2 separate regions of the Homo sapiens genome follow, and region 2 is linked to region 1. Evidence: chromatin loops called from intact Hi-C (ENCODE). Cell type or tissue: adrenal gland. All regions are shown on one strand. Each heading gives the region's core, and the rest is flanking DNA. Links, peaks and the distances in the headings are about the cores only.

Region 1 (16,096 bases), core at 3,302-11,301:
GAGTAGTTTAATTATGGTGAAAACGGAAAGGACGCATCAGACCAGAGATTAGATTGCTGAAATAACCCACGAGCCCTCTAAAAAAAGAGCCTAAATTGCAGAATAACCTCTGGAGTCAGGTTCACTTGGCATCTGTTAGTGCTTACCAATACATGACAAATGGTTAAGGGTTTTATAACATCCATGATAGAGAACATAGGCAAATCTTATAAGGCAGATGAAGTTTTTCAAATTCATACAATCATTTAATCTTATAGAGGATAATCCCACCAGGTGAACCAATGGGATTTGTGAGTGTGGGTCTTCTATAACAAGGACGAGTGTCTTATCTGTAGGACCAAATCAAAACTCTGAGGAGCCTGTTTGAGTATTGTACCTGTGCTGTCCTGGAGTCAGTCACTTCCTTGTATAGGCTGATATCCAAGTAATAGCCAGACTCGTTTGTCAGGAAGAGGCGGATGGGAATTGCTTTTCCAGTTGGCGTCAGGCGAATGTTGATTTTCAGTTCTGCCTGGAGGACGCGCAATTTCCACAGGCGACTTCCATACCGCATTACCATGCTCCGCACGGATTCCTCAATCTGACACAGACACATCACCAAGCACAAAACTTAAATATCTTCTAACTAAGACCTGTTTCAGGTCTGCTCATATTTGAGAAAGAAGGGGTAAAAAAAAAAAGAGGTTGGTTTGTGGAGATGCACACCTTACAAAAAGTGGTCAGATAGTTTCTCCCCAAACTATTCTTTCTTGGAACAAGTCAGGGACAATTTCATGCTGGCCTGGCATTTGAGTGGTTTTCTCTCGATAATAACACCCAAATCTCTGCAACTCCTTCCCCTTTCCCAATTATATTCATATTCTATATCAAAGATCTGCAGTATCTAAAATTACAAGCCATGGGATTTAAGAGGAAGCCCCAAATAAGAATAAAATCTCTAGTTAAATAGCTATTAAGTAGCATTTATATGCATGGTAACTATGTTTCACTGCACTTACAGGACTTTAAATCAACACAGCAATTACCACCATGAGCTTTTTTTCATACAGTTTTATTAAACTTTATAATATATGTCTCTTGGTAAATTGCACAAATTAAAGAAAGGCAATTTGTAGGTGGTGCTAGAACATTCTCTCTAAACAGAGCTCTGAAGCTTGGCCACTGCTAAGTCCACCTAGGATTTAATAAGATGGGGCAGATGTTCCCACATTTCTCTAAGTTTATACCAAGGCAGCTTAATGCTCTTAGTTTTTAGGGGTAGGACAGTTATTTTAACTAAATGGCCTTAGACATGATTTCTTGTTATTTACATGCTAAAGCAAAACTTTTTTTCCCCAACATGGCTGCACAGAACATAATGCAGCTAGAACATGCTATTCGAACTTAATGTATCCTTAAATGAAGTATCTTTCTAAAATGCTTCCTCAACTTCTTAGAAAATCTCAAGAATATCTTACATTCCCTTTCTCTTGTGGTTCTTTAGTAGCATGTGCCACCCTTGCAGTTTGTTTCTGCACCACAAAATTTTAAGTTAGAATGAATTTCAGGGAGTTAACCTCTCTATTATCATACTTGCTTGTTAACCAAGAGATATTTACCCATTCTTTTCTTGAGGGAACAAAAGCCAACAATCTTTATGTACAGAAAATTGGCAGCTATCTATCATTAGAAAAGCAGAGCCAGTGTATATGGGTGGTTAGAATGAAAGCAGAGGCTGATCTGAAAAACTCAGAGAAAAGGTAAGCCAAATCTAAAAAAAAATACAGCTGTACAGTGTCCATGCCATGTTTTAAGTTTCCCAGCTTATTAGTCCCAGAATGCTTAGGAGAAGTTTTGCTTAAACTAGATGATGAGATTTGAGTCAAATGAGTAGCCCTGTCCTTGGCGTTCCTTACAAACTAAAGCAACCCATCATTAGCTTGGAATTTTTAAGGGAAAAAGGTAGAAAACTACTTCTCAGATCTCAGATACTAAGTTCAAGAAGCAAAAGTCTACCAGGCATGATGACTCATGCCTGTAATCCCAGCACTTTGGGAGTCTGAGGCAGGAGGATCGCTTGAGGCCAGGAGTTCAAGACTAGCCTGGGCAACATAGCAAGACCCTGTTTCTGTAAGAAAAAAAAGAAAAAGAAAAAAAAAAAAGCAGCAGCAGCAGCAAAAATTCATGCCTACAGCTGATCTTGAAAAAGGGAGATACTGGTTCTCCTATCCAAATTCCACAGTATCATGATAGAAAGAGTTAGAAGGGGCCAGGCACGGTGGCTCACACCTGTAATCCCAGCACTTTGGGAGGCTGAGGCAGGCAGATTACTTGAGGTCAGGAGTTGGAGACCAGCCTGACTAACATGGTGAAACCCCGTTTCTACTAAAAATACAAAAATTAGCCGGGCGTGGTGGCACATGCCTATAGTCCCTGCTACTCGGGGAGGCTGAAGCATGACAGTCTCTTGAACCTGGGAGGTGGAGGTTGCAATGAGCTGAGATGGTGCCACTGCTTCAGCCTGGGCAACAGAGCGAGACTCTGTCTCAACAAAAAAAAAAAGAAAGAAAGAAAGCGTTAGAGGGAGCAGAAACAGAGAGCAGCCTGTCTTTATTACACTTGGGATAAAAGGTCAAGTACAAAATCACCTTGTTTTTCTTCCTTAAATTATATAGAATGCATTTCAGAATAGACCCTCAGGGAAGAAAATATACATAATACATGAGAAATTCCTTATCAGCCAAATTCTCTCCCTGTGGAAAAACACTAAAGAGAGATAGGTTAGACACTTTGAGAAGGTGCATTATCTCACTAAGGCCACCAGGTGATTAACATTTAGTGCACAGAAGCAGTAATTTAGCCAAAATGCTTAGTAACAGTAAAATTAATAATTCCAGATGAGAAATAGTAGGGAATAATACAAAACAGGACCACTATTATGGCAAATATAAAATAGGTACCAACAAAAGAAAATGTTTTCATGTTTTTGTACTGCTTATAAGTGACCAGCAAGCTAACACCAAAACCTTCAGTTTTGAGAACTGTTTTTTCAATGGCTATATCAAATTTTTGACACTGTCCCAGAAACTCAATCTTATAAACATTCTATAAACTTTACAGATTAAGGGCTCAACAGCCTGAACAAGGAGTACCTGTTTCCAAGTCCAAGTGAGATAAATATGAATGAACTTCTGTGCTTATGCTTGCTAGTGCTGGGAGAGAAGCTAAGGAGAAATGTACCTTTGATGGGTCCATGATAACCGTGGGCACAAAGTTGAGGAAGATGTGGTTACAGTCAGTGCGGACATTTGTATTGTTAAAAGCAACTTCCAACTCATCCATGGCTTCCAGGAGTAGCCGCTCCCCTTCATTTTGCAGATATTCAAAAGAAGCTTCCTATACAGGAAGAAAATAATCAACATTAATGTAGTTTAAAAGAGGCAATAAAGAAATGGCTATTATAATCACTTAAGCAGCAGTATATCATGAATCATAAGGCACTTGGTGAAGAGATTGTTTATCTTTCTCCCTAGAGTCAGTCCAGTAACCACAGGGAGCAGGGGCAGGAAAGGGCCAGATAAAGAGTCCATGTCAGCCCTTCCTCCTTACTTTTAGTGCATCATTCCCTTCCAAGAGGTAGAAATACTGGGCATCCCCATAGCTGTAAGTTCAATAGGATGATATTTCACATATGCCAAACAGAGCTATTTAGAAAGGAAAAGCTGAAGAAAGGGTACGGCTATGGGATATAATAATAATGAACACATCAGGAAGTGCCTTGCTATATACAGACACTACCCATACTTCTAGACAGGTGTACAATGGGATCACCTCTTTCCTAACTTATCTCCTTATGCTCTACCATCACCCAATTCTTCCTGTGATTTTTCTGTTTGTATGCTTTTTCTTTTCTTGAGTGTTATTATGCTTCTGCTACCAAGAAAAATCAAATTAAAGTGGAAAAAGAGCCTTCATTTTTTATTTTTTTTCAGATGCACTTTCTGCTTTGTAAAAAAAAAAAAGCCTTTATTATATGAAATATTTACTTTTGTAAACATTGAAATAGAACAAGAACCTTGATTCAAAAAATGAAAACCTGATCTTTTTTTTATGTTCTCTCTCAGCAGAAGCATAATACCTAATTTTGAATCATATCTATTATTCTGTCCCTTCCCTCAGGGATAACATCCCATTAAAGTACAGCACCCACCTTGGTGACCAGATCAGAATGCCTGATGATTGCACGAACAAAGAACCTGTAGTCTGTCACTTCTGTGCCCACTTCCACCTTGGCTGCCCCGAGATACAGGTGCATCTTGTGATTAGCACATGGAATGGCAGTGAGGTCAAAATTTCTCATCCGGTTCAGCTCTAACTGGAAAGCCAGAGCAGGCTCCAGATGACGATAGATACGATCCTCCTCAAACTGAGTACAAGAATCAGAGAAAAAACAGCTCACAAGAGGCAGTTACAAAATTATACTATGAATGTGAATGTAAAAGAGATGCCTGAAAATAGAAACATAAGCTATGATGTGCTAATGAGCAACAAAAATGAGCTACATTCAAGGCTAATGCTACAGCTTACATAAGATTAGGCACTAAAGTACCTATTATATAGGTACTTTATAGGATGATATTCCTAAACTTTCATCATTTATGATTTTACAAGTGGTGATGATATACATGAAAAACAAACAAAAAATCCTCAATTTCCTTAGAACTCCTACAACATTTAATGTCTTTATATAATTCATTTTTATATTAATTACAGGCTGCTTCACATTAATATCTACTTCACATGCCAATGTTTTGAGCTTACCCAACTAATCTAAAAATTTTCTCACTTATGATAAGTACAAAGGACATAATAAATACTCAACAAAGAAACATCATACAATTTTTTAATTAAAGAGATATTTGGCTTTGGAACACTATATCCATAGATATATAATTACTTATATATGTTTTTTAAAAGTTGTATTAGTATATAACTTTACTGTATTTACTGTATATGTACTGTATGTTTCAGTGAAACTAAAGTATTTTTCTGGAATACATGTCAATTGAGTGAATGGAGAGAGAGAGTCAAATATATAAGCCGGTAACAGGAAGAAAGCAACATGGTCTGAAGTTTTGTATTTTAAAATTGAAAAACAAATTCACATAAAGTAGAGTTGAGTATCAGTGAACTATTTGTAGATAACAAGAATGGTCCTTTAATATCACATCATTAGGATCATTCTACAGGACAAGGATGATTTGGAAAGGTATCACCTTCGTTGAGTAGCTCAATACATTTGGTTGTTTCCCAAACCAAACCCTTTCAGAAAGGAATTGGCTTTAGTTCTAAGACACATGTAAGGCAACAGGAAGCACAAGTTCAATAAGAGAAAAAAGAATGGCAAGAAGAACGTATGGCAAAGATAAGCCGCTCTTGGGCTTTTAAGAAAAAGTAATTTTTTTTTTTAAATAGGAAAGAAATCAATCCTTACCTTATCCCTTGCTCGGAATGTAAAAAATTTAGGGAATTCTCTCTGTATTAAAGAAGGGGGAAAAATGTGTCAGTAGTTCATAGACATGGCTCTTTGAGAACAAACAGTATAGAAACAGTTAAGCATTTAGAAGACAGTTTTCTAGAAAAACATGCTTCTTACCTAAGCTTAGTCCAGGAAATATATATGAATGATCCTCCGCATAACCATCACTTTGACCCCATTTCCAAATTTGAGAATCACCACATTATAAACCTAATTTTAGTATCTACCCTCTCCCAGGGGAAAAAAAATGTATGAATTTTTTAAATCTCCCAAGTGAAAAAAATTTTTTTGCTAGGTATTGCTCTTGGCACAACCCAGCAAATAAAACCAATATACCCTTGTGCCACAGTCACTGCAATAGTAGTTAATGGACTGATTTCCCAAGTTACTCTTTAAGAAACTCTTAAAATATAAACTACTCAGACAGTATAGAGTGCTCAGTCCATGATTTTCACATTTATTCTCAAGTCAATAATGTCAAGGGTTTAAATGATAACATTTGAAGATGAAGAAAAATATAAGATTCTACCTTGGTCACTACCACTATATGTATAGGAAAGAATAAGGTTAGAACTAGTGAACTTGTAATCATTAGGTCTTCCTGCTTTTTTGTAGGGCATTATACAAAAAAAAACCCAATTTACTAGAACCTTATTAATTAACAAAGATGAATTCAATTAGCAGAGTTCATTAGTTTCTGAAATTTAACTTACCAATGCCAAATACCCCTGTTTCTCGGATGGGAAGCTCTACTGGCAGTGCTGGAATCAAATCATTACTATTTGCCTCTATAGGAGGTTTCATTAGGCATCTTCTTCATTATGAGTGCAATATAATCAAACACTTATCAGTACAAGGCAGAGAGACCGGGACTAGCTGCCTACACATCCTCAATGAGCTTTAGGAAATGTGAAGGAAACATGGACTGAAAATCTTCTGGTGGCAGGTACTCTCATGTGTTGTCCTATCTGATGCTCTCAACAACCTCTAGGGGTAGATATTGTGACCCTCATCTTGCAGAAGCCTTGGCTCAAGTATATGCTCAGAATCACAGAGCTGGAAGATAAACTTGGGTCTCTCTAGTGCCAGAGCCCATGCCCTCTGATCTCTCAAGGGCAGAGTATTACCTTTCTCTTTTTATTATAATCTAAATTCCTCATTTAGAGGATTTCTCTTTGATGAGACAAAAACACAGAAATTAAGACTTTAAATTTAAAAAGCAGAAAGCAAACAAAGCAAAACTCATGCTGTAAACCTGTGGTTCTTGAATTTCCTGAAAATTTCTTGAATACGTTCCATAAGTGTTACACCTCACTCTCACCTTAACTAAAGCTTGCACAGTTAATAAATCTTTTTATCTTTTCCTTGGTATTTTAACTGTAAGACTGCATTTAAAAGGTTCCTAGGAGCTCATTTACCAACCTCAGGGAAATCCTTTTTTAAAAGCCTTTTTAAAGTGGATTTTACACAGGACTGAACTTCTCCTCAAGTTTTGTTCTAAATAATTCTCTGACACCCCCCCCACCCGTTATGAGAGTGAAGCACATAGGACTGACTTCAAGGTTAAGTAAGATGCATTCAGCTGAGGTGTCGATAAATATCATGCTCATGGTTTTATATAACCTAGTTTTGGTTTTATTCTAGTGAGGTACAGCTTTCAGAGCATTACCTAAAAAGTAACAAATGTCAAAAAAGGAAGAATGACAAAATCTTTCCATGGAACTCTCTGAAAGAAAAGTCAAGGAAAGTGATAATATGATATTTTACGCACACACTTTTCTATTCCGCCTTAACTATTATTAGCTAATTAATTAAAATGTTTGTTTAGGATGCCATTTATTTAATTATGTACATTTATAGGATCAAAACCATTTCCTTTCAAAAACAAAACAGTAATAAAAAATGCTTTCTTTTCCACTAAACCAATTAAGAAAATTTGTAGTAACTGAAAGGCATATAAAGCAGTTTGAATGGAAATGCCTTTAATACAAATAATGAAGAAACTGACTAATTCTTGGCAGAGGTGGGCAATGACTACCAATTAGAAAAACCACTTTCATTAAGGTTAGCTAAGAAAAGTTGTCATGAGATCATATAAACAACTTTTTTTTTTTAAACTTCTGAGTAAATTTGTAACTCCCCGGTAAAATCCTCAATTTAAGTATTAAACATTCAGAACAAGAGATGGCAAGAACCTCTGTGCAATGGAAAAGTGGAACTACTAAGCAATTCTTCAGTGACATGGAAGTCTGAAGACTCTTACAAAAAGTAATCTCTTTTGGCACTCAAAAACCACAGAATCACAGAAAACACAGAAAAGAAGAAATCTAAAAGTCTGATCCTACAGTTTTAGTAAATTCTTTTATCCTATCTCATCCTCATACTGCCAGTTTTTCCACTGAAAGCATTCATGCTTATTCCATCATCAATGTATTTGCTTTCCAAGTATTCTACTAGTGTCATGGGCAAATATCATAATTGAATGTACACAAAGAAAAACCCTCTTAGTATTCTGGTACCAAAAAACAAAAGAATGCAACGTTTCACAGGAAGAAATTATGCCCTTGCTGTGTTCTAATCAGCCAACCATCATCAAGACAATCAAAATAATTTGCCCAAATTAGCCAATCAAGACACCCCGCAAATCAGAGAATGTGAAAACCTGCAACAAAAAACATCATAGCTGATTATGATACTAATAATCGTGTTAAAAACCTAATGAGATGAAGAAATTGGGAGCTTGCTGGTACAATTCTCTTTTACCTCAACATGCTGAGAACTAATTATATAGACTGTAATTAAAACAAAAATCCAAACCAACCCTTCTGAAAACTAATAGTTGGTCCACTACCAAACAGAACTATCTTAAAAAAAAAAAGAAAAAAAGAACTACTAATTATGATAACTGCTCATATAGTGAGCTCTTCCTTCAAGGTCCAAATAATCCAAAACATTTCATTTTAAAGTGGGAATCACACAATAGTCATAAAACAACAACTCTCTCTCGGGAGATATGTAGACCTTTTTTTTAAATCTCATGAAATTTTACAAGAACAAAAGGTAACATTTTATTAACAGATGTAAAACTGTTTGATTTAGAATCTTATCATGGTTTTAGGACTTAATGGGGGATAAGAAGAAGTCCTGAAAATTTGTATTCCGATGTCCTTAGCCAAACTTTGCTGAAAAAAATATGGAAAGCTTAAAAAAAAAAAAGCATAATATTATATCCCAATTAGACAGCACTTTCTGCTAAATATTTTGGAATTCCAGACCTAAAATGTGAGTGAAACTAAGACAGAGTGAGTCAATAAGTTTTAACTAACAGAAAACTGTGGAGTTGCAGTTTAGATAGCTGCAGAAATTCAAGAAGCCTCTTTTCCATTCAAGACTTTGATCTTTTTTCTTTTTTTTAACATCTTGTCCATTTTTTTCTTTTATTTTTTATTTTCAGATGAACATCATGATCTACTTTATTTTTTCTTAACAAGTAGAATATATTTACAAAAAGAGACTTGTTTTTCCTCAAAGTTTCTGTTTAAATATCAAAGTTAGGCAGTTATTCAAATTCCATTATGGGCACTTGATTTAATTAGATGGTTATGGAAACAGAGTCAACTCCCAGCCTCCTTAACACTGGTGAAGACTGCTGTCACAGAAATAATCTCCATGCAGTGTCAACGGACTAGGGTGGCAACAGACACCCTAAAAATGTTTTAAAGCTGTGGGCAGCTATCTGGGACAACTGTGGCTAAACTACGAAGTATTGTAAATGCTTATAGCAATCACTGTCATCCAAATCAGTACCTAACAATATACACAGCTCTCTAGCAACCTCTACTCTGGCCCTCATTTGTCTTATTCTGGTTCTGAGGCAATTTGAAAGACCAACAACTATATAACAGCACAGCTTGCTTTATTCCACTAACCAATGTGCTTGAATCAAACTTGGTAAACTTCCTCCTCTCCTTGCTCCCTCAAGTGCAAATTCTCTCTTCCATTCAATAATATAGGGATTCCACAGCATTGGACAGGGGAGGCTGCATACATCACAGTGGATTATCAAGAAGCCAGAGAGATCAAGGGATTCATCTCTGACACTCCCAGAAAGCTTCCTCTTTTTCACAGTACACTAACTATGGGGCAAGCACAATCAGATGACATGACAGAGGCTAAATAAGCATCCTTCATGAATGTCAAGCTACCATCAGCAAAAGAACTCACAGCAGCACCACGACAGTGACCCCCAGATTTGTACAGTTTCTGCCAACGCTTCCTGGCTAGTGTAGATCCTGGATTGTATAATAGATTCTGGATGGAGTTCGGTTTAATAGTTGCCCTTGCACCTTGCAAAATCACTTATCATTTTTAAAGGGACTAACATAAAAACACCCCAACTCCTCTGCCATTCAATTCTTCAGAGCAAATGCAGTCCTCACTTAAACCTTAATGTTCTCTATGCTCTAAAGCAGCTTTTCCTACACTCATGACAAATCAAGTCACTTGATAATTTAAGTGATTTCCCACTTGATGCCACTATAAATAGGAATCAGACAATGATTGTCACGGAAGACCCCCTGCTGGCCTCATTTTCTAGCCGATTTTGCCTATACATGTCCCTATTAAACCTAGATCCAGAAATATCAGGACAGCAGAGAGAAAAAAATGTTTTAAAGCTGTTAAGTATACTCTTAATACTAGGGCATATTTATAACTATACACTATAGATTCAGAGATAAGAAAGGGTTTTTTTATGTGTTACATATATGAGAAAATGTCAGTGAGAACTAATCACTTTGGTTTGCTAAAAATTTTAGTGAACAGTTTTAGTTGATCAGTGTATTTATTATAGAAACCAGTTAGTGTGCTATAGATGTGAAGATTCCATCTAATCCATTAGCAAAAAGGAAAACAATTTTACAAATTTAGTGTTATTCCCTAGAATATGCTGTTATTCTAAAGTCGGTGATAAAAAGCACAGTAACATTTAAGAACCTAGCACAATACTCTTCTAAAATCCAGGGCCTGGCTCTGGCATGTCTACCTTAGTTCTGATCAGCATCTACCAGCCACAGTGTTTATCCATGGGCTTTCATATTCTATCCCAAAGTATCAATTTTATTCTCTAAGCTCCTGATTTTTCTTCCTAAAGCCCTAGGGTTCTTTTTAAGCTCCTCATACTTCTCCACTGACTCCGTTTCCTATCTAAAGTTATTGATTGACATATATCTACACTCTGCTTGATTTCCTGACATCAATAACACAGGGGAGTCATGCAGTCCACAACATTTCCTAAAGCATTTCAGAAAATCTTAGCTCTCTTGTTTCTCTATAGACTAGACCAACAAGGTGAACTGTATGAAGGAAAACAAAATGTCAAGTCTTGAAAACCTAATAAACAAAAAGGTAATAAAAGCAATCACACATAGGTCCTTGAGTTTAGAAAGTCCTTTCCAGAATCTCAAGTGCCATCTTCATTGTTGCAAACAAGCAAGGCTTAACAACCAAATTATCTTAATTGCTAAAACCAAACCAAACAGGCTGGGCACAGTGGCTCATGCCTGTAATCTCAGCACTTTGGGAGGCTGAGGCGGGCAGATCACCTGAGGTCAGGAGTTCGAGACCAGCCTGGCTAACATGGTGAACCCCTGTCTCTACTAAAAATACAAAAATCAGCTGGGTGTGGTGGCACATGCCTGCAATCCCAGCTACTTGGGAGGCTGAGGCAGGAGAATTGCTGCAACCCAGGAGGCGGAGGTTGCAGTGAGCTGAGATTGCGCCACTGCACTCCAGCCTGGGCGACTAAGCAAGACACTCTCTCAAAAAAAAAAAAAAGAAAGAAAAGAAAAAAAAGACTTCTTAACATCCTCTAGAATCTTAGTTAGCTACATTAGAATCAATTTTTATGAAATATTTTGATTATAATCAGTCATTTTGAAAACAACATATTGATTCCAAACTGGATTTCTGGCCTTACTGTTGTCACTGTACTGGGTATGATCATACGGGTATACCATAGTTTGGATGCCAGGCTATTAACTTAATTCTCTTTTCAATAAAAATTTTAATCTCATAAATATTAACAGTTAATTCAGTTAAATGGGAGAATAAGCAACAGAGTGTTTAATTTTTACTTATTTCCTGTTCCTACGATTAACATAAGACAAAAAATAGCAACTTGGCTCTATCAAGGCATTTTAAATAATAAATCATTGTTCTTTAGAATTGAGACTTCTCAATAAAGAATCCAAGACCACAAAATGCAACTGGCTGTCCTTGATTATTGATTCACTATAAGCACAGAAGAAATTACTAGTTAGCTTGTTTCTACCTTATTTATCTGGATAAATGCTTATGTTCATTCTTAACTATTTCTCAGAGATATATTGAGAATTCATTATAGGGTTAAAAAAAAAAAGAAGAAAACCTTTAGCTGGAACACTTGATATAAGAATTAAAAAAAATTTTTTTTTAATTAATAGAGGACTGGGTCTCATTATGTTGCCCAGGCTCATCTCAAACTTGTGGGCTCAAGCAATTTTCCTGACTCAGCCTCCCAAAGTGCTGGGATTACAGAGAACTGAATATTTATTATAATAATTTCTAAAAGAAGAAGGATCAAATATCAGTCCAGCCCTTCTAACATATATTCTGGTTAAATAATCAGTGGCAGACAAATAAAACAGTAAGTAATCTTTCATTATTGTTCATTTTACTTACATGAAATCTCCGATCCACCTCATAGTTGACCTGCTTTCTGAAATCCTTTCAAATAAAAGAGAGAAAGGAAGGAAAGACAGCAGAAGTTGGCAATTAGTAACAAAATCAAAAAGAAATTGAGTAAAAGATGATGAGTTAAACTAATGTTTTTTAAAAATGAAACTTACAGAAAAGTGGTTATTTCTCTGCATAAATCCTATTAGTAAGTATAAGATTACAATCCCATTTTTATTAAGTTGTAGCAGCAGCATAAGAAATATTAAAGAGGTACAATTCACATGTCAGTACCTTTTGTGCAACCAGGAAAGTAAGGCGCCGGATCCCATGGTCAACCAGGGTAGCTTTCTAGGAGCAAAAACATGTAAAACAGAAGATAGATGAGATTTCCATTCATTCTAAATTTTATCCCATTCGGCCCTTGTAAGGCTTTGGTGGAGTTAAACATCCTTTTTGGATATCCTTATCTTAGCTTAGTACCTTCAAACTTGCAAGTGAACAAATTTCAATCTGGCTCCTAGGACTAAGTCTTACGAAATAAATTTTATATTGATTTGGACAAAACTGAAAGAGAACTTTGTGGAGGAGAAAGGGTGATATGAAGTCAACTAAATTACCTCAGAACTGATTTACATAAAGGTAGGCCATGACACAATTTCTGCTTATAGAAATCATACTGTTGGGCATGTATTCAAATGTAAACATTAATATTGATAAAGATGCTAAATGAAATTAGGTAGAGAGAAAAGAAGGACTTTCCATAAAACATAAAACACAGGTCCTAAACTGTTTAGATTGTAGATGTTACCTACCATCAGATACAGCATCCCTAGAATTCAGTCTAACAAATTGTAACCTTTCAGTTTTGATACAACAGTCCCCCCTTACCTTACATGAAGGCATTTTTTAAAAACTCTCTCTTTTAAAATTGTTAAAAGCAATATTTAATAGGCCTTTAAATTTAGGAACTATTCATATCTCCACTAGGCATAGGCGACTAGTATATTAGAAGTCAACAGAAGGCTGGGAGTGGTGGCTCACGCCTGTAATCCCAACACTTTGTGGGGCCAAGATGGGCAGATCACTTGAGGCCGGGAGTTTGAGACCAGCCTGGCCAACATGGCAAAACCCTGTCTCTACTAAAAATAGAAAAAAATGAGCCAAGTGTGGTGGCACATTCCTGTAATCCCAGCTACTTGAGAGAATGAGGCATGAAAATCGTTTGAACCAAGGAGGCAGAGGTTGCCGAGATTGCATCACTGTACTCCAGCCTGGGTGACAGAATGAGACTGTCTCAAAAAAAAAAAAAGAAGTCAACAGACACCAGTAGTTTCAAGACAGCCACTTATACGAGTCTTGGGCATCTGGACCTAAAGCCTTCCTCTTCCCTATACTGTTCACTTGCTTCAAAAGGCAGGGACAAAGAAACAAATTAATGAATTAAGTAAAAGACATGTGTTTAGAGGTCCCCAACAAAGAAGGATTATAACAGCAAGCAGAAAAGCAACCCCACCAGTTGAATGACCTGAGAAAACATATGAATAGTACAAATAGAAAAGTAATGTGGACTTTCACAGCCTACATCCAGACTTTAGTTTGACCACATTTCTTGCTATAACTCCAACCAAGAGATATGTTTATAGGCCAGTTCTTAACATTCATGATATTATATATTTTTTAAAATTTAAATTGTCTTCCCCTTATAAGGAAGCACATTCTTGGGTTATTTCTTCCAATTTCTTCAATTCTGCGATGGCATTGCTGAGTAATAAAATTAATTTTATTAACAGCATAAACAAAAGATAACTGGAAAAATTAATTTTCTATAAGCAAATAATAAAATAATAAATTATCAGGCCAAATATAAATAAATTTTGGTTTAACTGCATTAAAAAATTATTTGTACTGCCATCACACACCTTGCTGTAAATAACCAAGTATTGACACAACAATATGAAAAAAATGTGTCGAAGGAAAGGAGGGGTTTCTCAGTGTGGCCAGGAACAGAAATACTTCTTCTGACATCAACAAAGATTCCACTACAGTCAAGTCCTTCAAAGACAAGCATCAGTAGCTATGTTCTGGCAAGGGAAGAAAATAACTTTAATAATGCCATGATTTAAAATCAAAATTGTTATTGCTTTTAAAATTCCACAAGTGGCTGACAATAACAGCAGAGCAACAGGATTCTGATTACATTGTAATAATGCAGGTCTCACAGCAAGTCCACAGCTATTACCCAGCGATTAGGCATCAGCACCTGGAGAAACTCCATTTACACTGACTGCTTCAATCTCCTCCACAAGTCATTTACAAATATATGATCCTAATTTCTATGAGAGAAAAAAAGACATGCTGGGACTAGAAGATTATTTGGACAATTTGGATCAACCTATTTGATAGTTTAATGTGTGCCTTAAAAAAAAAAACTTTTTCTAAACTGCTAGGAGCATGATCATGAAGTGAAAAACAAAACTAGTTGCCACTTTATCTTTTGTTTTTTTCTTAAATTGCTTTTCTTTCCTTTTCTTTCATATATATATATATATATATATATATATATATATATATATATATACACACACACATATATTTTAACAAGGAGATGAAAATGCCAAATGTCCCTGGATAAGCACAGTACCTGATGCAGTAAATAGCTTCTCTATGCTTAGAGTGTCAGCACAGTCTACCCTTACCTTTCTAAATAGCCTTAGGCAAAGATATTGGATTTCTCTGTGCCTTAGTTTCCACACCTAGTCAAGGAAAAGGGTAATTTCTTATTTCTCATTAATGTTACAAACATATGTAGCGAATATGAAGAAAATGCTTTTTTTTTTTTTTTAATTGAGATGGAGTCTTGTTCTGTCGCCAGGCTGGAGTGCAGTGGTGCAATCTCGGCTCACAGCAACCTCCGCCCCCAGGTTCAAGCGATTCTCTTGCCTTAGCCACCCGAGTAGCTGGCGCTACAGGCGCCCGCCACCACACCTGGCTAATTTTTGTATTTTCAGTAGAGACGGGGTTTCACCATATTGGCCAGGCTGGTCTTGAACTCCTGACCTTGTGATCTGCCCGCCTTGGCCTCCCAAAGTGTTGGGATTACAGGCGTGAGCCACTGCGCCTGGCTGAAAATGTCTTTGTAGATCAACATGCGTTGATAAGTATGACACTTAGATTTGAGGGCAACAAGAAGTGTCAAGTTGTGGTCAAATTATGGAAAAATACTCAAACATGGGCAATTAGTGCCTCAAAACCTAGGAAGAAACTTTCACAGATTATTTCATGAAGCAGCAGCAGCAGCAGCCACATATAATATTAAGACTCTTCCAGGCCGGGCGCAGTGGCTCACGCTTGTAATCCCAGCACTTTGGGAGGCCGAGGCAGGCAGATCACCTGAGGTTGGGAGTTTAAGACCAGCCTGACCAACATGCAGAAACCCCATCTCTACTAAAATACAAAAATTAGCCGGGTGTGGTGGCGCATGTCTGTAATCCCAGCTACTCAGGAGTCTGAGGCAGGAGAATCACTTGAACCCAGGAGGCGGGGGTTGCTGTGAGCTGAGATCGCACCATTGCACTCCAGCCTGGGCAACAAGAGTGAAACTCCATCTCAAAAAAACAAAACAAAACAAAACAAAACAAAAAAACTCTTCCAGCAAAGATTACCTTGATCACTGGCTTTAGGTTAATTTTATGTGGTCACTGGCCAAGGGCAAGAAGGAAGGTAAATTTCTGTCTACAGAAAAAGCCCTAGGCATATCCCCTACTTTCACTTCTCTGGAAGCACCTTTTCCTCATACTGACCACTGCAATCTCATAGTTAGTTTAAGTGCTACAACACCGTCATGGAATAAGTACTAAGACT
Region 2 (16,096 bases), core at 2,599-10,598, 45 kb after region 1:
AGTTCTTAAAAACGTAATCACAATAAAAAGAAAAACTCACCATAATTAGCTTCCTATAAAGGCAAATTCCACCCCATTCTAGGTCCAAACTGACAGATTCTCCTACCCTCCTCATCATTACCCTTTTCTGACAGAAAGTCTTGGCTTTATCCAAATGAGATTTAACAATCCTTTCATTAAATTAAAAAAAACATCTAAATAGTCTTTCTTCCTTCTTTTGACTGACAAAAAAAATTAGCAAGCTGCCATAGATTGTATCATTTCTTAGCTGAAACCTGTCACTTGGGGGAAGTTGAAGTATTACATTGTACTAACATATATATTTTTCCCTCTCAACTGCATCTTTCTCGTTTCCCTACCATCTAGCTATTCTAGGGTAGCAAAGGCAATGAACTCTCCCTATAATTACATATTTTTTAAAGTGGCTATTCTAAAAAATGTGATACGCTTTAGAGTTAACCAGCTAGGCATATAACTGAATGAGTGGCACTCTTGTTAATCAGAGGTGTATGGTAGATAGTTTCCCTTCATTCTGAAGAAATAAAAAATAGCATGAAGATGTATGTTTTTTTCCTCCATGAAAAAATGATGTAATTAACTTACCAAGAATCCCAATTCCACAAAGAGACAAAAAGAAAACTCTAGGAGTGAAAAGGCACTACAGTCCCCAAAAAGACAGGCATGCAGCAGCAAGGCAAATGCTCAGGACCATGGGGTGAGGGACTCTAGGAGTAGTCCTACTGTACTAATTCCTACAACTAACTCAACCAGAATGAGCTAGGAGTGAAGGACTTGCAAGTCATCTTTAAAAATCCTTCAGCCCACAAAAATTCCACCCACTGGCTGAATGCACATTAGCTCTCATCAAACTTACCAGGCTCACTCCCTATTCCTACTTCCTACTAATTCTTATTTTACTAAGTTATAGGGAAAAAAATCATACATTTACTACCAATACAATAATCCGAGCTTAGATTTTCAATATAAATAAAAAGGGACCAATGAAGATGCAGAATACATTTAAATTTCTCTGGTCAGAGAGGGGGAGTGCTGGATTTCTATTTATTTTTTTTCAAGTTTGACATGAGAGCCATTGCTTGTATCTATGGAACAAGAGTTAAAATTAGAATATATTGGCTAAATAAGATGAAATTTTAAAGCTGCTGTCATGATGACCACAGGAATGGTGAAGCACGAGGCATTTCTAAACAGAGTTAGGAGGTATAAGTTCCTGTGAATGAGTATATGCATAATGGCCAGAAGAGTCATTTTCTCACTAAAGCAGGTTCCTTCAGACCAAGGACAAAGGTAGATGTGAGAAACTGTTAATCCACAGCTCAAGCCCCATTCATCCCATAATTATAAAAGGCAGTAGTTTTTTTTCTCTGGCCATAGCCATCAAAAGGAAAAAAATACTTTTTGCATATCATTGACGGTCTTTACAAGTTCTGAAAAATGGTACTCACAATAAGCATTGTGACCAGAAGATTCTTCTTGGTGACTTGAGCGTGAGAGAAGATGTAGTTCAGTACAGTGTTCATGTCACTTTTATTCTCTTCTCGGAGGGCGAATACACATTTGTCATAGTGACCTGCACACCATGAAAAGAACTGGTTCTCACCCATGTATAAATGTTCACATTTACATGCTATTTGTTTTGTACTGTCTATAATTTATGAGACGAGCAGTGAGAAGAAACATCATAAGGATTTTCTTGGATGGATTTGTACAGAAACTGGCAATGTGATTTAGTAAAAGGAACACTGGACTAGGAGTCAGGCAATTTGGATATAAGATCTGGGTTCAAGGCCTAGTTCTATTAGCAATTTACTGTGTGCTCCTGGGAAAATCATTTTACCTCTCTGGGCCTCAATTTCATTAAATTTTTTAAAAATTGGGGAGGTGGGTGTACCTTAAAGACTGAAAGATTGGGAATAACTCAAACCCCAGTCTTACTCTAAACTCTCTCATGATTTCTTTAGACGAGAAATTTCTGTTTAAAAAGAAATGTAAATATCATTAAACTTGATGATCTTTAAGGTCTCCCCCAGAGCTTGAGATTCTGATTCCATGTTTGACTTGCAGAAAATAGTTGACCCTAATCAGTAGGAACAGTTTTAGCTCAAAAAATAAAACCACACCAAACTTAGCAATATCCATGAGAAGTGTGACTGCTACCCCTGGAATCAACATTTTCTTCTGTTAGTCCTTGAAACAGCTAAGCAATGCCTAGGAACGCCAAATCCAACCCAAGGTATAGATCAAGGAGAACCTTGCATTAAGTCAAAAGGTCTGTAGGGAGACTAAAGTTATGCATATTTTCACTTGCCTTCCCTAAGGCCACCAGGGGCAGGTTAGTTCTGAGTAGGAAAGCTATGTTTTACAACAGAAGCATAAGCCTCTGGTACACTGTAGTGATATCTGCCATGGGATATAAGTAATATTCAGTTCTTTAGAAAACAGCTTACCTCAGAATTAAATTTCCAAGTAAAGAGGAATTAGTGTTTGAATATTCTCAAGGGTCAGAATTTTATGAAATCATGAAAACAGTAAAGGATTATCACCTCAGTTCAGATTCCACGTTAAGTTACAAACCAGAACAGTGACGTTCAAACTGCATTATCATGGTTTCCTAGAACACTGAGTACACTGGACCAGTGTAACCAGGCTTTTAATTATTCTAAATATTAGAGATTGACATAAGCAATTTTTTTCCAAATAAAATTATATTTGAAAAACAATGGACTACAATATCGAGAGAGCTGCCAATTTCATAAAAGACACATTTAGACCAAAAGGGAAGCTGTTTAAAAATTAGCTGTTCTGCATTAATATTTTTCTCTACCAAGACTTAGCTTTGAAGTGACAACACAAATAAACTTTGGCAATAGGACCAGGGGAAATAAAAAGAACACATTTACCCGGGGTGAGGGGAGACATTAACAGAAAGAAAGCAATGATACTTTCTTGTTTTTTTTTTTTTTACTTTGAAGATCCTGCATACCAAGACACTCTTTTTTAAAAACACTTAATTGGCTGGGTGCGGTGGCTCACCCTTGTAATCCCAGCACTTTGGGCAGCCAAGGCGGGTGGATCACTTGAGGTCAGACATTTGAGACCAGGCTGGCCAACAGGGTGAAACCCCATCTCTACTAAAAATACAAAAATTAGCCAGGCATGGTGGTACACACCTATAATCCCAGCTACACAGCAGGCTGAGGCAGAAGAATTGCTTGAACCCAGGAGGCAGAAGTTGCAGTGAGCAGAGATTGCACCACTGCACTCCAGCTTGGGTGTCAGAGTGAGACTTCATCTCAACAAAAAAAGAACACACACCAAACAAAAAACAAAACAAAACAGTTTAATTATGAAATATATATACAGAAGAATATATAGAATATATGGTATCAGTTGAAATAAACACCCATGTGTTATTTTAAAGCCATTACATTTTAATAGAACATCTCTAGTATCTTTGAAGACCCCTGCGTACCCCTCCTCAGAAACAACTACTAAGCTGAATTTTATGTTAATTATTCTTTTGTTTTTCTTAACTTTTATCACCAATGTATGTATAGCTTAATTTTCCTGGTTTTTGAACCTGAAAAAAATGGAATCACTGTACCATTTCTTTTCCTTAACATTGTATTTTTGAGATTCATCCTTTTGTTCAGTGTATGCCTTGGTGCATCCATTTTCACTGCTGCATAGTAATCCATGGTAGGAATATACCAGACTTCAATGATCCACTCTACCTATGTATATTTAGATTGTTTCTTGTCTTTTTTAAGATTATGAACAGTGCTGTCACAAATACTCCTGTATATGTATCCTAGTAAACATGTGTAATAGTTTCTCTAAAGTATATTTTCTAGGAGTAAAATTACTAGGTTAAAGAATACAAATAAGTTCAACTTTATTAGGTACTGACCAACTGTTACCAAAGTGGTATATACCAATTTGTACTTCCATGTACAGAAGCAATGAAGATGATGATGTGACTTTTAAATTTTTGCCACTCTCATTGTGGTTTTGGTTTATATGCCTCTAATTACAAATGGGATTGAGCATCTTTGTGTAAGTTTATAAATTATTTGTACTTCTTCTTCTGTAAAATATCTTTCTATATCTTTTGCCCATTTCTCTATTAGGATGTCTTTAACTTGATGATTCATACCAATTCTCTAGATACTTCTAATTATTTTTTAGGTATATATTTTGTAAATATCTTCTCACACTTTGTAGCTTATATTTTCAGTCTCTTTTTTTGGAGACTGTGTCCTGCTCTGTCAACGGGGCTGGAGTGCAGTGATGCAATCACAGCTCACTACAGCCTCGACCTCCCCAGGCTCAGGCAATCCTCCAACCTGAGCCTCCCAAGAAGCTAGGACTACAGGCACATAACACTACACCTGGCTAATTTTTGTATTTTTTTAGAGACGGGGTCTTGCTATGTTGCCCAGGCTGGTCTCGAACTCCTGGGCTCAAGCAATCTGCCGGCCTTGGCCTCCGAAAGTGCTAGGATTACAGGCTTTTCAGACTCCTTATGACGTATTTTGATGAACAGAAGTTCTTGAGTGGAGTTTAAGTAATCAATCTTTTCTTTTGTAGTTTGTACTTGCTGTGTCTTATACAACAAAATCTTCCTATCCTGAGGTTATAACGATATTCTCCTAACCATTTAACAGCTTCACCTCTTTAGTACATATTTAAGTCTTTATCGGGAATTGATTTTTGTGTATAGGCATAAGATAGGGATTCCATTTCTTTCTTTCCTCTTTTTTTTTTTTTAAATGAATAACCCATTGTGCTGGTATCATTTATTGAAAAAAAAAAAATCTATCCTTTCCCCATGATCTACAATGCCTCCTCTATCATAAAATAAGTTTTCATATATGGCTGGATCTGTTTCTGGGTCATTAAGTTCCACTGATCTATAAATCTATCTCTACACCTATCTCACAATTTCTTAATTAATATGGCTTTATATTAAATCTTGATATCTGATTAGGCAAATCTTTTCACCTTGTATTTCTTTGGAAGTATCTTGGTTATTGTGAGACTTGTCTTTTATGGAAATTTTATAATTAGCATTACAAATACACTAACAGAATTTTTATTGAAATGTCAATCTACAGATGAATTTAGGAAGAATCGGCACCTAATAGTGTACATTCCAATTTAAGACCTTGATAATTTATTTAAATCTTCTTTACTATTATAATATTCTTGATTATAATTTTCCTCAAAAGAGGCTTGCACATTTTTTGTTAGATTTACTCCTTAGTATTTCATGTTTTGGGTTGCTATTTTATCAACTAATTAATTAATTATTTAGAGACAGGGTCTTGCTCTGTTGCCTGGGCTGAGTGCAGTGGTACAATCATAGCTCACTGCACCCTTGAATCCCTGGGCTCAGGCAATCCTCTTGTTTCAGCCTCTTGAGTAGGTAGGACTATAGGCATGTGCCATCATGCCTGGCTAATTGTTTTTAATTTTTTGTAGAGATGGGGTCTCACTATATTGCCAAGGCTGGTCTCAAACTCCTGGCCTCAAGCAATCCTCCTGTCCTGGCCTCCCAAAGTGCTAAGATGACAAGCATGAGCCACTACATCTAGCCTGCTATTTTAATTTTTTTTTTCCTGAACTGCTTTTCTAAACAATTGCTCTACTGTAAACAAATACTGTTGAATTTTGTATGTTGACTTTTGTATTTAGCAATCATGTTAGATTTTAAATAATTTAATAATCAATCTGTGAATCCTTTGAGGCTTTCTAAAGAGACACCCTATCATATTTAATAATGGCAGATATATTGCTTTATTACTTTCTAGCTCTTATACCCTTTAATTCTTTTCCTTGTCTTACTGCACTGGCTAGGACATCCACTATAAAGCTGAATAGAAGTAGTGACAGCAGGCATCCTTGTCTTATTCCTAATCTTAAAGATAATGTTTTCAACGTTTTACCATAATGCATGATGTATCCTGCAGATTTTTTTGTGGGTCCCTTTTACAAGATTTTAAAAGTTCCATTTCACTCCTAGTTTCCAAGAGTTTGTCATGAATGGATGTTAAATTCTGTCAAATGCTCCCTCTCCACACCCTGTTATCTTGAGATAATGAGCATGTTTTTCCTCCTTTCATCTATTTCATGATAAATTATATTAATTGACTTTCTCCAAACTGATCAACCTTGAATGCGTGGGATAAAGCCAACTTGGTTGTTATGTATTATTTTGTATGTTATTGGATGCGGTTTGCTGATATCTACATGAGGATTTTTGCTGGTCATGAGTGGCATAGGCTGCTTTTAAAGGAAGTGAAAAGGAGCAGATAAAGGAAAATGTTTCAAATTTCAGATAATGTTTCAAATTCTGTGATGTTTCACTGCCATCTTGTGGCAGGAAGCAATGTCAGCAGTAAACAGCTTTAAAATTTTAGCCAAGGTTATTTCACACTTAAGAGACAATTTATCATTTAGTGAAGCTCTTCAGAGAAAGCCAGGGATAAAGTCTACCTAAATGATATACTAAAAAGTATTGGAAAACCTGAACTTGCTCTTCCTAGATGCCTCTGGTTCAATTCATGGATTAGCTGCCAAGAATCAAGCTCTTCAGATATGGGTTTCTCAATTTCAGCCTGTGATGACTCAACCAACTTACACTACACAAGGTCAAAAAGATATCAACAGGAATGGTAATCTCTATTAGAAAAATTACTTCAGCCCTTTCTCAGAAGCACACTGGATTCCTAATTTCATCAAGCTGTGTTTCGTTGTTCTTTCTTTAGAGCTAGTGGATATAGAGGTTTAGTTTTTAAGGGAGTAGTGATAGGAGACTGTTTATTAATGGGAAGTGTTGTTGACAGGAGGGGGCTTAGCTCTTACACAGTCCTATAGGGATAGTTTGGGTTGGTTATCAGAATCAAGGCTTTCTTAGCTAGAGAGTCCTCAGGAAGAGGCTTACCATTCTGGAATTGTGTCTCTACTCGCAGGTACTGCCGGAGCAGATCCATCACCACAGCCTTCATGTGGCCTCGGATGCCACTTCGGTACCTAGGCAAATAGAAAGTCTCCACTGAAAAACCTGACAATCCAACACTATTAAGCAATAAACCCAAAGGCCAAATTTACCTCCACGACATTCCACTGAACTGCTTTCCCTCTGAATAAAGAACAGCCTAAAATGAACTACAAAATTAACTTAAATTCTAAGCCTAAAAGAAATCTCACTATAGACAAGACCTTTTTTAATAAAGAAGACAACAAAATCCTGCATAGCCCCACCTACCAACACCTTGATTCAGTTCCTACTGCTAAGTAGAAATTATTACCATACTCTTGAAATGGCTGAGATATCTGAAAAATTTATAAGTATCTTAAAGTTAAAAGTGTTCTGTGAGGCCGGTTGCCTTAGCTCACATCTGCAATCCCAGAACTTTGGGAGGCCAAGGCAGGAGGATCACTTGAGTCTAGGAGCTCCAGACCAGCCTAGGCAATATGGCAAAACCTCTTATCTACAAAAAATACAAAAAAATTAGCCAAGCATGGTAGCATGTGACTGTAGTCCCAGCTACTCAAGAGGCTGAGGTGGGAGGATTGCTTGAGCCTGGGAGGCAGAGGTTGCAGTGAGCTGAGATTGTGCTACTGTACTACAACCTGGATGACAGTGTGAGACCCTGTCTCCAAAAAAAATAAATAAATAAATAAATAAATAAATATGCTCTGTGAATATCCCTTTAGTATTAATAGCAACAACCACAATTACTTTTGCACCAACCTAATATAATAGGCTCCATAAGCTAAGAAGAAAAAATGTCATACTGGGCCCTGTGACAGAAGAAAAATTAGGAGCTTCATCAAAATGGCAAGGAAAAAGAAAACAACAAAATTTCTGTGCCTTATTAATTGACAGGCTGGACGCAGTGGCTCATGCCTGTAATCCCAACAGTTTGGGAGGCCGAGGCGGGTGGGTCATTTGAGCCCAAGAGTTTGAGATGAGCCTGGGCAACATGGCAAAACCCCAGCTCTTCTAAAAATACAAAAATTAGCTGGATGTGGTGGTGCACAGCTATAGTCCCAGCTATTCAGAGGGGTTGAAACAGGAGGATCACCTGAGCCTCAGGAGGTTGAGGCTGCAATGAGCCATGATTGAGCCACTGCACTCCAGTCGGGGCAACAGAGTGAGATCCTGTCTCAAAAAATAATAATAATAATAAATAATTGACAGAAAAAAATGTAGAATATTAAGAAGTCAGAAATATTGAGCATGAGAGTTAGCTCACAATTCTAAGATATTTAGAAAAGACAAGGTACTTTCTAAGATATAAGATGCTTTCCAATTTCTTGAAGTCAAATCTGAGGTAAATTTTTTTGTGACCACTTGAAAGAAAGGAAGACATGAGTATGGACAGGTCTGGGAATCTGGAGTTACAAGTTACTACCTCTGTACCAGCTGAACAATGCTCTGAGTATTCATAAAGAAGACTTCCCGTTCAGATTTCCGGTTCAATGTAGCTGCATGGCTATCTAGGATGTTTGCAATCTAAGGTATAAAAAAGGGAAAAAAATGAGGCCCAACCCAACAAAATGCCCCAAAGCATCAGCCTCTATAGCACGACCAGTAGGAATCTTCTTCTTATAACATGGCAGTTCCTATCTCACATGTTGGCAGCAGCTGGAAGTTACCAGGCGTAGTCTATATAGAGAATCACGCTACATAAGCAAGCAGATTTCATCCCTTGTCACCCTTTCCCAGATGAATTAATGACTACATTACAAAAACTATCATCTTACCAATATCTGTTCAAGGTCAAGATCCAAACATCACTCCCCACTTATCTACCTATATTCCCTACACATACATCTGCTTTATGGGTAAAGAGTAAAGATGCTGCCAAGGTAGTAAGAATGTCTCTGAAAATAAAACTACCAATAGGCCATGTGTGGTGGCTCACACCTGTAACCTCAGCACTTTGGGAGGCCAAGGAGGGAGGATAGCTTGAGCCCATGAGTTCAATACCAACCTGGGCAACATAACGAGACCCCCATCTCTATAAAAATTTTTTAAAAATTAGCTGGGCATAGTGGTGCACATCTGTAGTCCCAGCTACCTGGGAGACTGAGGTGGGATGAGCCATTGGGCCTATGGGGTCAAGGCTACAGCGAGCCATGACCGCACCACTGCACTCCAGCCTTGGCGACAGAGCAAGACCCTGTCTCAAAAATAAATAAATAAATAAATAAACAGCTGGGCACGGTGGCTCACGCCTGTAATCCCAGCACTTTGGGAGGCCGAGGTGGGCGGATCACGAGGTCAGGAGATCGAGACCATCCTGGCCAACATGGTGAAACCCGTGACTACTAAAAATGCAAAAATTAGCTGGCATGGCAGCGTGTGAATGTAATCCCAGCTACTCAGGAGGCTGAGGCAGGAGAATTGCTTGAACTCGGGAGGCAGGGGTTGCAGTGAGCCGAGATCAGCCACTGCACTCCAGCCTGGTGACAGAGCTAGACTCCATCTCTAAATCAATGAGTGAATGAATGAATCAATCAATCAACTAATATCACTCTATTTTCAATTCATGAAAATACCTCTAATTAGGGAATAGCCCCAGGAACAAAGCTATAAGGTATACATGATCCAAGTGTGCTTTTCTCATAACTACAGATACTTATCCTTCACATACAGTACTTTCACTGTTGGGTTTGTACCCTGAGGCAGTTTTGTGAGGAATACAATGCTTAAAAGTATACAAGCACAACATCCAAAAAGTAAGGAGGATCCAAATAGGAAGGAATCCTACAACATAAACTCTGGCATTGGTAGCCAGAAAAAAATATAGTGTTATCCTATAAATACCTGCTGGCTGGGAAACTGACAGAGGACTGATGTGATGTTGCTAGCATACTGAGCCATTTCCTTCTTGATAGACTTCTCCACATTGGGGGGAATGCGGCCAGACACACTGGTCATAATATCTTGCAATTCTAGGAGAGGCAGGGAGGGATCTCTGAGGGTTTTCATCAATCGCTCTACCCAGTCTTTTACCTAGAAAGAAAGCATTGGTAAAATAGGACCCAAGTTAACACAATCCCCCAAATAAAAAGATATATAGTTGTCATTCTGTATACGTGGGAAATTGGTTCCAGAACCACCACTCATATATGAAAATCTGCACATACTTGAGCCCTACGGAACCCATGTATAGAAATAGTTGTGGGTTCCATATCTCATCAATACTGTAATTTTGATCCATGTTTGGCTGAAAAAATCCACATATAAGTGGACCCACACAGTTCAAACCTGTATTGTTCAAGAGTCAACTATATCTGAATTCACTATCATATACTACTTCTTTTCAATAAAAATTTATATAATTTTCAATAGATATGGGGTCTTGCTATGTTGATCAGGCTGGTCTCAAACTCCTGGCCTCAAGCGATCTTTCCATCTCAGCTTCCCAAAGTGGTGAGATTACAGGCGTGAGCCAACTATCATAGAGTACTTTGAAATTGCAACGTAAGCATCTAACATTGCCCCTATTCTCCAGTTTAAAAAGGACTAATCACGGGCGGGCACAGTGGCTCACGCCTATAATCCCAGCACTTTGGGAGGCCGAGGCGGGCAGATCACAAAGTCAGGAGTTCAAGACCAGTCTGGCCAACGTGGTGAAACCCCACCTCTACTAAAAAAAAAAAAAAAAAATTAGCCGCGCCTGGTGGCACGTGCCTACAATCCCCACTACTCAGGAGGTTGAGGCAGGAGAATCACTTGAACCCAGGAGGTGGAGGTTGCAGTCAGCTGAGTTTGTGCCATTGCACTCCAGCCTGGGCAACAGAGCAAGACTCCGTCTCGAGGAAAAAAAAAAAGGAGTAATCACAATTAAATGTGAAGTCCATGACAAGGATAAGAAACATGGATTTAAAGACCTCAAGTCCCACAACTGAAGGTGAAAGAGTTCTAGGCCAAACAGCTTTCTTTTCCTCCCTCTTAAACAATCATTATGAGACTTGGAACTATTTTGGAGAATAGGTATCCCATTTGTACATCCCTTCCCCAGGAGACGTGATACATACCTTGCTGCTAAAGAAAGGATCTGGAAGGCAGTATCCATTCATTACATTGACCAGATTATCCAGGACATAATGGAACACTCGATGGAGTTTCTCGCCTCTGAGTGCCGTGCTCTGGATCCGTGGCAGACTACCTGTGTGAAGTTCAGCCTGTCAACCCCAACAAGAGATCAAGTCATCTACTACTTTTGATCTAAGGTACAAACACACCACTGCACTTAAGAGTTATCATTCAAAATCGAGACATCATACCCAGCTACCAGGAGGGAAGTCAATAGAGGAAACATCATAAGGAAATTACAGAATCTTAGTACTACAGTAACTCTTGCAAACTCTAGTTCCATAATACTACAGGCACAAATACAAGGCATAAGATTAATAGGGGACAAAGCTAAAGAAAACACTGGCAAACCAAGCATTGAAATCACTTGCCTCTCCAAACCACCAAGTTCTTTAGCTCTTAGAGAGCAATATTCGGAGCACCTTCCTACTCACCTGCTGAACCTTGCTGGGGTTGTCCAGTTGCATTTTGGCTAGTACACAGCCAGGGTCAAGAGCTGCTCCAGGTCGCTTGACGTAATGGATACAGCCAGACTCCACAGCTGTTAAGGTCATTACCATCTTCATTACCTATAGTGAAAAATAAACTAGACTCAGATTTATCTCTCTTTACACAGATGAGTGCTTAAAAGAACTAAAATTTTTCCCTTAGCATCTAAGTTGGACCACACCTAATTTGACCAAGAAAAAATGGGAATTTACCATCATCTCCTAGGGACTATCAAGGCAAGCAATTAGAAAATCTCTCAGTACCTCACTTTAGGAATTAATAACAGTTATTGACATTTCTCCTTTCTAACTTTTACAACCATTTTGGCATAATTTGTGATTATATTTGTTTTGTACTTAGAAAGTAAGGAACAATTTAATATCCTCATACCAGTGAATCCAATCTAAGACAACCAGGCCAAAACCTAAGGATCATTCTTCACTCCTCTTTCTCCCTTACCTACCAATTACCAACCCAGCCAGACATATCTTCTAAACCTTTCTCAAAAATCTTCCTCTCTTGCCAACTCTTCGGTTTACGCCTTCTTCATTTCTGGCCCAAAGTACTTCAAAGACCCCCTAAGAGATCTCCCTACTTGCTACATACCTCCCTCAAGGTCACGAAAAGCAATCTTCCTAGACCCCAAATCTCATCATACTACTTTTCCACTTAAATCTTTCAGAGATTACCTGCTGCCTCCAGGATAGTGAAAACTTACTAGTATGGTTTATAAGATCCTTCATAACCTCACATTCAAGATCTCACATTACTTCTTTAGCACCTTTGCTTGTCCCTCCCCATTAAACCTTAGTCTATTCTCAAGCCACACCAACACATACTTGCAGTTCCCTAAATACACTGTGCTGTCTTGCTTCTGTCTTTGTACATGCTATTCCTTCAACTTTAAGCACTCTTCCCTGCCCTTCTTCACCTGCTCTATCACTATCTGTCTTTCAAAACTAAGATCAAATGTCTCTTCTTTCAGAATATCTTCCCATACAAGCTTAGCTTGATTTGGGTTAGGTGACCCTCTGCACTCTATGCTTAGCTCTCTTAAAATTAATCACATGACATTTCTTGTCTGTTTTGTGCCCCACCTCCATGTATTTTCTCTGGATAGCCAGCAGTTAGGACACCTAACATTCAACAAGTGCTATTGCCTAGTATCTATTTTTAGAACTAGAGATTCCTCATTTGCCTATGTGTTTTAAAAATCTTAAGGTTCGCACTTCTAATTAAGCCAACTGATGTTTCTTTTTCATTCTTATTTCCAATCTGTTACCTTTTTTTTTAATTTTTTAGAAATAGGGTCTTGATTTGTGACGCAGGCCACAAATTGTACCACTCCAGTACAGTGGTACAATCTCCATTCACTGCTGCCTTGAATTCCTGGGCTCAAGGGATCCTCCCGCCTTAGACACCAGAGTGGCTGGGTCTACAGGCATGTGCCACTGTACGCCGCTAATTTTTTAATTTTTCATAGAGATGGGGTCTCACCATCTTGCCCAGGCTAGTCTCGAACTCCTGGGCTCAAGCGATCTTCCTGCCTCAGCCTCCCAAAGTGGTAGGATTACAGGCACAAGCCACTGTGCCCAGCCTCCTTTCTGTAACTTTTCAGTCCTAGTCCATCCCAGCCGACCCTTTTCCTACCTTCCCCTCCCATGATCCCACAGTCCTTTCACCACCCTGACCTCAATCTCAGCATAGCACTGGCCGGCAAACACATGACCTCCATCTTCTACAATGTACTGGATTAACTTCCCAGCAGAAGGTGAGCGCATCACCGATGGGTCATTTTCCTTCTCAAACACACAGGTTTTATTGCCAATTGTGATGCGATATCTAGGAGACAAGTGGAAGTATGTAAGCTAAGAAAGCACCTCAGGATGTAAAGGAGAATGGTAGAGAATGTCAACCTTCAAAGAAAAAAAATCCTGAAAACTTTATTATACACACACACAGACATATTCACTGCATATTTGTTTACAATGTCAATTAACATAAATTTCCTTCAATAAGGATCAGATTAAATATAGTATAATCATATAATGGAATACCACATGACTATTAAAAATAACAGGTACCACCATTTAAAAAAACACACACAAAGATATTGATGACGTAATAGCTAACATTTCTTGAAGCCTAGCTATGTTGTGGCAATGTTCTACACATTTTCAACATGTTAATTTATTTCATTCTCATAACACCATAACTGGTGTTGAACATTTGTGAATTTCTTTTTTTTTTGATACGGAGTTTTGCTCTTGTTGCCCAGACTGGAGTGCAATGGCGTGATCTCGGCTCACCGCAACCTCCACCTCCCAGGTTCACGTGATTCTCCTGCCTCTGCCTCCCAAGTAGCTGGGACTACAGGCATAAGCCACCACATCTGGTTAATTTTGTATTTTTAGTAGAGACAGGGTTTCACCACATTGGCCACACCGGTCTTGAACTCCCAGCCTCAGGTGATCCACCTGCCTCGGCCTCCCAAAGTGCTGGGATTACAGGCGTGAGCCACCGCGCCCAGCCACATTTGTGAATGTATTTAAAGAAAAACAGTATGTACATGAGTGTAACTTGTATATGCATATAAAATTTCTACTCAAATATGTAAGAAACTTTTAACAATGGTTACTTATAAAAAGGGGAACTTATTTTTCATTGTCCACATACACTGGAGTGGTAGGGAGACATGTTTTTAATTATAAACACTTTAATACTCTTGATATTTTTGTTAAGTGCATGTACTATTTTTTTTTTTTTTAACTACAAATGAGTACCAAGAAAAGCCTGGGAAAATCCCAAGAGCTAGTAGCTAATAAGAGAAAAGGCTAACAGGATGACCAGCAAATGGACCTCAAACAGCCACTTACCTATCCACTTCCTCTTTCATATACGTAGTATAACTGCTGCCATCATAGGACAAGAGCAGTCCACCGTCACTCAGCCGATGTACATCTACTTCTACACATGAGCCATTCATGATCACCACATAGGAGTTGGGGGACTGTCGAGTCACCTGTAGGGAATGAGAATGAGGATCAGTGTGTCCCTTCCAGGTACAGCTCCAAATGAAATTTGAATGCTTCAAAAATACAGATAAGAAAGATCTGTCAGGAGGAAGAAAATTCATGGCACTGATGCTATTTGCATCAGTGTCTGTGGACATGGCTCAGTCCTGCTGTAAGCAAAGAGGGCAACCTTAGTTGATTTTCCCCAACTGTGGTTGTTCTCTGTCTCTCCTTTATCTCTTGGCAGTGTATGTGAAGTTGAAGAACAACAAAAAAGATTTTCATAGAACAACAAACGCTGCTTCAGGACACTGACAAAAATAATGACGGTAATTTCACTAATACCCCCATCCCTGCATTAAATCAAACTTTTTCTCCTGCCTCTCAACCTAAAGAAAGATAGCTAAAAAAGTAAGGTGCAAGCTCCAATGGGGTTCTGCATACCTTAAGTACATACTTGACTCCCTCATAGATAAGTTCAACATCTACTGTATTCAGAAGTGTATGAGCAGGAAGGACTTGACCCCTGAAAGAACGATGAGAGAGGAACTTACTACAAAGTTCTAACAGTTATAAGAGAATCTAAAACATTATTGATTGTAGCATTTCCTAGAATAACAAAAGACTAGAAACAACCTAAATACCTAAATGATCGTTTGTAAGGAATTGATCACATCAATTATGAATCTTACAATGGATTTTTTTAAATTAGGGTAAAATACACATTACATTAAATTTGCCATCTTAACCATTACAAAATGCACAGTTCTATAGTGTTGGGGATATTAACACTATTCTGCAACCAATCTGCAGGACTTTTTCAACTGGCAAAAGTGAAACTCTACACCCATTAACAACTCCCAATTTCGCCCTCCCCCCAGTTCCTGGTAACCGTCATTCTACTTTCTAGTTCTATGAGTCTGACTACTCTTCATACTTCATATAAGTAAAACCATATAGTATTTGTCTTTTTGTGACAGGCTTAATTCACTTGCCCTAATGTCCTTAAGATCCACCTATGTTTTAGCATGTGTCAGAATTTCCTTCTTCTTTAAGGCTGAATAATACTGTATTGTATGTATATGCCACATTTTGTTTATCCAGTCATCCATCAACCAACATCTGAGTTGCTCCCATCTTTTAGCTACTGTGAATAATCCTCCTATGAATGTGGCTGTGCAAGTATCTTTCAGACCCTGCTTTCAATTCTTTCAGAATACCCAGAAGTGGTATTACCAGATCATAGGGTAATTCTATTTTTAATTTTTTCAGTAATTGCAATACCATTTTTCAATAGTGGCTGCATCATTTTACATTCCCATCAAGAGTGCACAAGTGTCCCAATTTCTCTACGTACTTGCCAATACTTGCTATTTTCTGTTTTTTGACAGTGGGCATCCTAATGGGTGTGAGGTGGTATCTCATCATGGTTTTGATTTTATTTACTTAATGATTA

Evidence for each region. Peaks named below come from ENCODE experiments on the same cell type or tissue, not always from the same donor. Only the 100,000 strongest peaks of a DNase experiment are listed, where the experiment ranks them.
Region 2: it touches region 1 in a loop (2.2-fold over the local background); 2 of 110 quality-filtered maps call a loop at or near these places.

The regions. Positions count from the first base shown.
Region 1 is chr17:37,187,901-37,203,996 of GRCh38, forward strand. It overlaps ACACA (acetyl-CoA carboxylase alpha), which reads right to left. Exons shown (of 56, transcript NM_198834.3): 34 at 12,527-12,583; 35 at 12,239-12,283; 36 at 5,474-5,515; 37 at 4,190-4,405; 38 at 3,220-3,375; 39 at 377-580. Among named protein-coding and RNA genes, the nearest start is that of SNORA90, 49 kb to the right of the region's middle. In adrenal gland, for the core only: no CTCF peak of the experiment used is centred there; no DNase peak of the experiment used is centred there.
Region 2 is chr17:37,233,509-37,249,604 of GRCh38, forward strand. It overlaps ACACA (acetyl-CoA carboxylase alpha), which reads right to left. Exons shown (of 56, transcript NM_198834.3): 17 at 15,085-15,166; 18 at 14,503-14,648; 19 at 13,318-13,468; 20 at 11,572-11,706; 21 at 11,080-11,226; 22 at 9,863-10,051; 23 at 8,445-8,545; 24 at 6,968-7,056; 25 at 1,467-1,591. SNORA90 (small nucleolar RNA, H/ACA box 90) reads left to right here and starts at 11,293; the gene lies at 11,293-11,467. In adrenal gland, for the core only: CTCF peaks have their summits at 6,410 (motif pointing left) and 6,620; no DNase peak of the experiment used is centred there; H3K27ac peaks cover 528 bases.